Linked DNA regions of Homo sapiens: region 1 is linked to region 2. Evidence: chromatin contacts called from ENCODE Hi-C or POLR2A ChIA-PET data. All regions are on one chromosome and are shown on one strand. Each heading gives the region's core, a stretch centred on a gene start or an enhancer-like site at or near the end of the contact. The rest is flanking DNA. Distances are from core to core; before and after follow the strand shown. Region 1 holds the start of RASA3 (RAS p21 protein activator 3). Region 2 holds the start of CUL4A (cullin 4A).

Region 1 (3,829 bases), core at 977-3,476, 920 kb before region 2:
GATTCACTCCTGACCCCAGCTGTCGCCTGGAAACAAACACCAAAGCGAGATCCGCGTTGAGTTTATCAGCAGGCCTGTGAGGGTGGAGGGATGGCAGAGAAGCAGCTTTGTGGCTGGGCTGCCACAGAGGACTCCACTGGTCCTCGGAGAAACACAGGAGCCGGCTTGCTTCCAGTGGCTCCAAACGGAAGCATAGTCTCCGTCGTAAAGCAGGGGTGTGGATGGCGTCCACAGCACCCACTGCAGACGCCACCCAGGGCCAGCGCTAGACGCAGAGGCTCTGGGTTGGAACCAGGGGTGCCGCCTTAACCTCCTGTTCTGCCCCAGTGAGCACCAGGCTTGCAAGGGCTGAGGATGAGAGAGGCCCCTGTGGCTGCAGGCTCCCAGCAGTCAGGGGAAGAAAGGCCATTCATTCTTTCAACGCATGGAACTGCTTTTTAGGAAGTGAAGGTAAGCAGTGGAAAAAAATAGGCCTCTATCTTCATGAAGCTCCTGTTCCTCTCCATGCAGTGTGTGTGTGTTTGTGTATGTTCACGTAGGTGTGTGTATGTATGTTTAGTGTGTATGTCTGTGCATGTGTATGGGTAGTATATGTGTGTGCTGTCTGTGTTGTGTGTATATGAACATATGTGTTCATGTGTATATGTGGTGTGTGTATGTAGGGTGTGTGTATATGTGTGTATATGTATGTGTGTACACGTGTGTAGTATGTGTGTGGTGTCTGTGTGTGGTGTCTATGTGTATGTATATGTATATGTAGTGTATGTGTGGTATATGTATGTGTGTATATATGTGTAGGGTGTGTGTGTGGCACTGGGTGCAATGAAGTTTTGCAACATAGAGGAGGGAGTGTAGTCTCAGTTCATATACACACCTACAGTTCATACACACACACAAACATACTCCTCAGAGAGGAGGTCAGGGAGGAGGAGACCTCGAGACAGAAGAAAGGGAGGTAAGGGTGGTACCTGCCCATGCTGGGGTCTGCAGGGGGACTGGGGGGGGACCTGCCCATGCCGGGGTCTGCAGGGGGACTTGGGGGGGGACCTGCCCATGCTGGGGTCTGCAAGGGGACTTGGGGGGGGACCTGCCCATGCCGGGGTCTGCAGGGGGACTTGGGGGGGGGACCTGCTCATGCCGGGGTCTGCAGGGGGACTGGGGGGGGACCTGCTCATGCCGGGGTCTGCAGGGGGACTGGGGGGGGACCTGCCCATGCCGGGGTCTGCAGGGGAACTGGGGGGGGACCTGCCCATGCCGGGGTCTGCAGGGGGACTTGGGGGGGGGACCTGCCCATGCCGGGGTCTGCAGGGGGACTGGGGGGGGACCTGCCCATGCCGGGGTCTGCAGGGGACTGGGGGGGGACCTGCCCATGCTGGGGTCTGCAGGGGGACTTGGGGGGGGGACCTGCTCATGCTGGGGTCTGCAGGGGGACTGGGGGGGGACCTGCTCATGCTGGGGTCTGCAGGGGGACTGGGTGGGGGAGACCTGCCGGTGCCGGGGTCTGCAGGGGGACTGGGGGGGGACCTGCCCGTGCCGGGGTCTGCAGGGGGACTGGGGGGGGACCTGCCCATGCCGGGGTCTGCAGGGGGACTGGGGGGGACCTGCCCATGCCGGGGTCTGCAGGGGGACTGGGGGGGGAGACCTGCCCATGCCGGGGTCTGCAGGGGGACTGGGGGGGGGAGACCTGCCCATGCCGGGGTCTGCAGGGGGACTGGGGGGGGGGAGACCTGCCCATGCTGGGGTCTGCAGGGGGACTTGGGGGGGGGACCTGCCCATGCCGGAGGTCTGGGGTGGGGGGCTGTGTGTGCGTGTATGTGTCCCCGCCCCCCTCGTGCGTCTGCAGCAGGTGCCTTCGGATCGCATCTCAGGAGCTGGGGCTGGGCGCGGGATTCCTCCCCTGCCAGATCGTTGTACGTGAACTTCTCTTGGCAAAGTTCGTCCGCGAGTCAATCGCTCAGCCTCGCTCAGCGGGCCCGGGCCGCGCCGGCGACCTTCCTTCGTCTCTTCCGCCAGGCAGCCCGCTGGGGTCCCTTCCGCTCAGCGGCCAATCCGCGGGGCGGGGGCGGGGGCCGAGGCCTCGGGGGAAGCCGATCCCTGCGCCCCCCGGGTCTCCGCCACCCGCCAGCGCCGTCCCTGCCAACCCCGCCCCTGCAGGGCCCGGGCCAGTTGGGAGCAGGGGCCGGGCCGCGGGCGGAGCCTCCCGGTCCCCGCCCTCGCCCTCGGCCAACTGGCGGTCTTGCAGGCGGGCGGACCCTCGGCCGCGCTCGGGGCTCCGGCGCCGCCGCTCCTCCTGCTCGGCCTGAGCTGCCCGGGCTCGGCGCGCGCTTGGGGCGAGGCTCGGCGGGCGCGGACGCGCAGCATGGCGGTGGAGGACGAGGGGCTCCGGGTCTTCCAGAGCGTGAAGATCAAGATCGGTGAGTGTCCGCCGGCAGCCACGCGTCCGACCCCCCGGCCCGACCCTGTCCTCTCCCGCGCCCGCCTCCCCTCCGCAGATCCTTGCTGGGGACCCCGGCGGAGACGCCCTCCAGGCGCGGCGCGCTCCCCGGAGAACGGCTGGTCCGGCTCCGCGGCCCCTCCCCACCTCCCCGCCTCCCCGGGCCTCGGGCTGGGTCGAGTCGGCTCCGGGGTAACGCGGCTCCCTGCGCCTCCTCTGCGCCCGGAGCGGCCCCGGTCCCTGGTAGCGGCGGAGGAGGTGGGGTCCCTGCGCCGAGGGACGTCTGTCCGCGTGTGCGCCCGAGCGTGTGCCCCGCGTGTTTGCAGGAGTGCGCGCGCCTGAGGCTGTCTGGGCGCCTGCACTTCAGGTGTCAAATCCACTGACGTCGGGGTCTCGGCATCTCCCTTTCTCCGCTGCGCCCAGAAACTTCCTTTCCGGGGAATGTGGAGGCTCCTTCACGCTTCTCCCCAGGGGCGTGAGGCCCCGGCGCGCTGCTGCTGCTGTGCGCGCGCGTCTGTGCCTGCGTGCGCGCGTGTTTGTGTGTGCTTGTGTTTGTGTGTCCATGTGTGGGCGGTGTGTGTGCGCGTGCGTTTGTGGGTGCATGTGTGGGTGCGTATTTGTGTGTGGATGCATGTGTGCGCGCGTGTGTATTTGTGTGTGGGCGCGTGTGTGTGCGCGCGTTTGTGTGTGTGCATGTGTGCGTGTGTGCTGGTGGGGCGTTCTGGCTGAGGGCTCCCGCGGGGCGGGGAGACCCCGGACCCATCGGCACCACGTCCCTTTCCACTGAGAAGTGGCGGGCGAGCTGGTGGCGACCAGGGCCTGCGAGGCTGCGGTTTTTCTCTGGGCTTCAGCAGCTTCTGAAGTGGGCTCCCGGAGGCGTTTCCGGAGAGGAGGCTGTGTCTGGACTTCTGGTTTATCTGGAGGGATCTGCTTTTCCCTGGTTGTTTTATCTTGGGAGAGTGATGTGGAAGTCCTCCCCCTCCCCCAGAGCAAGACCGTTTCCTGGAGTGACTGTTCCATATTCATGCCATGAGTGTGCTGGACCACAGCGCGGTTCAGGCTGGAGAGGCTTCCAGGGCCTGCAGTGTCGCGGTCCCCACGGTCCTTCTCCCCCACTGAGCCGCACTTCGCAGCCGGCCTCTTCCCGTGTGAAGAGGCCTCCGGGAACGGGCTGAGTGTCAGTTGTTGATGACATTTGATGCTGCCGGAGGCATTCCAGCTCCCCTAAACCAGCGGGCTGTTTCCTGTCGGCTTTATTTTGGTTTGCGGATCATCGCTGAGACACTGTCTTGATATTTGGCCCAGAAGCGCTGCAGCTAGGATGTGGCAGCACTTCCGCTTTGAGTAGTCCAGAGAGGAGGGATTTCTTTTGTTAATGTGGTTTAAATCCGCTGT
Region 2 (4,136 bases), core at 1,498-3,997:
CTTGGATACTAAAAGCACAATCCATAGAAGAACAAACTGATACATGTGACTTGAAAACTTAAAACAATTACTCTTCAAATGGCACAGTTAAGAGAATCAAAAGACAAGTTGAAGACTAGGCAGAAAGTATTTGCAAGGCGAATATCTGATACAGGACTTGTATCCAGAATACATAATAAACTCAAATACTCAATAATAAGAAAATAACCAACCCAATAAAAATGAGCAAAATATTTAAATAGACACTTCGTCAACGAAGATACATAGAATGGCAAGTAAATACAAAGATGCTTAGCATCAGAGGGAAATGCAAACTAAAACTACAATGACACTCCACCACACACCCACAAGCACAGCTAAAGTTACAGACTGAGGACACCACACGCTGGTGGCGGAGTGGAACTGGAGCTCCCATACACTGCTGGGAGAGACGCACACGCTGGTGGCGGAGTGGAACCGGAGCTCCCATACACTGCTGGGAGAGACGCAAAAGGGGCAGTCACTTGCAAAAACAAGAAATTCCGTACAAAGTTAAACATACATTTTCCATATGACCCTGAGAACTTACTTCTAGATAAAGAAGTAAGCAGAACTCACCTGAGAGGAGTAAGAATATATGTCCAAACAAAGGGTTATTCACAAATGTTTACAGCAGCTTTATTTAAAACAACCCAAGGCCAGGCGCGGTGGCTTATGCTGGTAAACCCAGCACTTTGAGAGACCGAGGTGGGTGGATCACCTGAGGTCAGGAGTTTGAGACCAGCCTGCCCAACATGGCGAAACCCCGACTCTACTAAAAATACAAAAATTAGCCAGGCGTGGTGGCAGGTGCCTGTAATCCCAGCGACTCGGGAGGCTGAGGCAGGAGAATCGCTTGAACCTGCGAGGTGGAGGTTGCAGTGAGCCAAGATCGTGCCATGGCACTCCAGCCTGGGCCACAAGAGTGAAACTCCGTCTCAAAGAACAAACAAACAAAAAACCCCAAACATGGACACCCAAATGTCCATTAACTGGTGAATGGATAAAACAACTGTGGTATACCCATTCTACTAGGTAATAAATTACAATCACACTGCGTTGTGCATGAATCTCAAAAGCACTGTCCTAAGTGAAAGCCAGATACAAAAGACTATGAAATACATGACTGCATTTAGATAAGGTTCTAGAAATCGCAAAATATAGTAACAGAAAGCAAATGGGGGACCGCCAAGGGCTAGGAGTCAGGGGAGAGGGCTGACTGCAAAAGTGGTCATGGCAATTTCGGGGGTGGTAGCAATATTCTACCATTCTACCAAGAAAGATTCCATCTTGACCGTGGTGCCGGTTACGTAACTGCATGCATCTGTTAAAACTTCCTGAAGTGCACATTATATGTAGACTCTATCTCAAAGCTGGTAAGAAAACATCATCCACTTACACTTCAGACAAAGAATGGATGTATGTACACCAAACTGTCAACAGTAGTTTTCTTTGGGTGGTAGGAGTATAGGTGATTGAAGTCTTCTTTTTTGTATTTTTTATAATTTTTACAATGCAGTCACTTGCATATCCAGAAAAAAAGTTTTTTTAATTCAAGCCTTTTAATAGAAATAATTGTATGACACATCGTGACCTAAAATATAGATATTAGACTACTGAATGAATGTTACTTTACAAAAAGAAGACACCAGAAAAAAAGTCGCTTATAAATAAAATATCCAAGTATGGTAAAATGTACTTTTTTGTTACTTCAGAAACGGAACACCATCACTTTGAATTAAATGCTACCAAATCTGTTTGAATACCTTAAAGGCAACCACTAATCACAAAACACAACAGAGAACAAAACCACTTTTTCTGAATTTTGAATTTTTTCAAAATCTGTTTGAATATCTTAAAGGCAACCATTAATCACAAAACACAACAGAGAAAAGACCCTCTTATTACTGTGGCAAGTGACACAGTCATGAGTTTTACATATAACGAGAAAATAATTTGCCGTATACTTGCAAAATATGAGTCACGTGGCTCCTAGAAACACACCTCCTTCTCTTCCGTAATGGGATAACTTTAAATATGGTTCTAAGCAGCTTAAGCCTGAAAACAAAAATTCCACCACGGCAATAAACAAAACCACTTGTTGCCTCTGGGGCTCCCGGCCCTGCAGTGGAGGCAAACGCCCTGCCTTTCCGCTCCCCGGCGAGAGCCTGCGAGGCACCCGGAGCGGCCGCCCGGCCGCGTCTGCGTCACGCGGGGCAGGAGCGGCGTCCCCAGCCCCGGCCGCCGCCTCACCTGGTAGAGCTCCTCGAGGTTGTACCTGATGGAGGTGCTGCTCTGCACGGCCCGCACCGCCTCGTGCAGCTTCCGCCACGTGTCCTGCGTGTAGTTGTCGGGCAGCCGAGGTCTGTCTGCAGGGCGGAGGGAGAGCGGGCGGCTCAGGGCGCGCCGCGAAGCGCCCCGCGTAGCCACCCCCGACCCGGCCGGCGCCCCGGCGCCCCCGCTCCCGGGGCCCGCACGGATCTCGGGGCCTTCCCCCCAAGTCGGGCGGGGTCTCGTGGGGTCCCCGCCCGGGGCGCCTGGCCCTCGACCCGGCCGCCGCACCCACCTCGGAAGTTCTTGATGACCAGCTTCTTGGAGCCGCCCGCGCCCCCCGGCTTGGCGGGCGCGGCGGCCAGGGCCGCGGGCTTGGTGAGGCCGTTGGTGCGGCCCACGAGCGCCGAGAAGCTGCCCTTCCGCGGGGCCTCGTCCGCCATGGCTGGGCCGGAACCGCCGCGCCCCGCCCCGAGCGCCGCCGCCCGCCGAGCTCCGCTCCGCCCGCCCCGGTCCGCGCGGCCTCCGCCCCGTCCTCCTCGCGCGCCCCGCCCCGCCCCGCCCGCGTGCCCGAGCCCAACCGCCGCCGCGCCCGGCTACTCCTGAGGGCTTAGGAACGCGCGCCGGGAATCCCTCCTGAGGGATCGGACTCCCCCTAAGAGATTCGGACACCCCCTCCTGGCTCGAGGGCGCGCGCCGGGACTCCCGTCCTGAGGGATCGGGACCCTCACCCCCGGCTCCGGGGGGCGCACCGAGACCCTGCCCCCAGGGCTCCGGGCACCCCCTCCTGGCTCGGGGATGCGTGCCGCGGGCACCCCTCCTGAGGGGATCGGGAGCCGGGACACCCTCCTGAGGGCCCCGGGGCGCGCGCCTCCTGAGGGCTCGGCACCCCCACCCCGGGCGTGAGACCACCTCGAGGGCTCAGGGGTGCGCGCCGGGACGTGCCCTAACTCCTGCAGGCTCGGGAGCGCGCGGCGGAGGCACCTTATGAGAGCTCGGGAGCGCGCGCCATGTCCCTCCCCCTCCCCCTCCTCGGGCGCGCGCGCCCCGAGGCCCTGGCCCAGCCAGGCGCGGAGGGTCCTCCGCGGCCTGGTTTTCACAAGGGGCAGACGAAGGGTCAGCGCAGTGAAAGGCAGTTTAGCCGTGGGGCTGTCCTCGCCACTGGACCCCAAACCCCTCAGCCCGGGCGGGCCCGAACACACAATCAGAGCCGCTGGCGTCCCGGCTGAGAGGACGGGGCCCCGGCAGAAAGACCCCGGGCCCCCTCAGCCCGAGCGCGTCGCCGAGCCGGTCCCCAGGTTCTCCCTCCGGAACCAACCTGCGCACCCGCGGCGGGGCCGGGGGCGCCAGGACCCAGACGGACCGAGGGCCGGAAGTGACGCCAGCTGGCCCGCTTGAGGCGTAGGGGGTGGCGCTCTCCGTTCGGCGGCGCTCCCATGGCGCACATTACCATTAACCAGTACCTGCAGCAGGTGGGTCCTAGCCGGGGAGCGCGCGGCGGCGTGGTTGGCCCTCGGCGTGTTCCGTGTGTCCCCTCCTGCCTTGGACCCTCAGGCCTTTTCCTTTCCCGCCTCGCCACCCTTCTTCCGTTCGGGTCCCCGGCGGGCAGCCGCGCGAGCCGAACAGCGGCGGCCGGGACTCGGGAAGGCGGCCCGAGTTCTCCCCTGCAGGGCCGCCGTGGGGGCCGGGCGGTGTCCGTGGATCGCGGAGTCGTCGCGGTGTAAGTAGACGCGGCGGTCCCAGGTCGCTGCCCTCACTTGCTGGCACGTGTGGCCGCGCTCCCAGGCGGTCCGAAGGGCCTGCGGGCCACGCCGAGGGCCCGCTGTGGGCGGTGCTGTGTCGGATGG

The links. A loop is a pair of places that touch in the nucleus more often than their neighbours do. ChIA-PET counts read pairs that join two places held with the same protein, here RNA polymerase II (POLR2A). Pooled maps may share reads with other maps.
Region 1: a pooled map shows a loop between it and region 2 (9-fold over the local background). The contact joins the promoter of RASA3 here to the promoter of CUL4A in region 2. A Hi-C loop is called at or near these places in 2 of 37 single-sample maps with no recorded cell type and 11 of 50 pooled maps. POLR2A ChIA-PET finds 5 or more read pairs at or near these places in 2 of 52 experiments (activated CD4-positive, alpha-beta T cell and activated T-cell).

What each region holds. Positions count from the first base shown.
Region 1 is chr13:114,131,020-114,134,848 of GRCh38, reverse strand. It overlaps RASA3 (RAS p21 protein activator 3), which reads left to right and starts at 2,226. Exons shown (of 24, transcript NM_007368.4): 1 at 2,226-2,414. The coding sequence starts at 2,360. RefSeq lists enhancers at 1-205, 35-214, 2,503-3,130, 3,301-3,800 and silencers at 1,921-2,020, 2,051-2,710.
Region 2 is chr13:113,208,224-113,212,359 of GRCh38, reverse strand. It overlaps CUL4A (cullin 4A), which reads right to left and starts at 2,747. Exons shown (of 20, transcript NM_001008895.4): 1 at 2,585-2,747; 2 at 2,272-2,387. The coding sequence starts at 2,732. PCID2 (PCI domain containing 2) reads left to right here and starts at 3,691. Exons shown (of 14, transcript NM_001127202.4): 1 at 3,691-3,761. The coding sequence starts at 3,726. RefSeq lists silencers at 2,252-2,491, 2,552-2,881, 2,982-3,251, 3,512-3,801 and enhancers at 3,336-3,985, 3,986-4,136.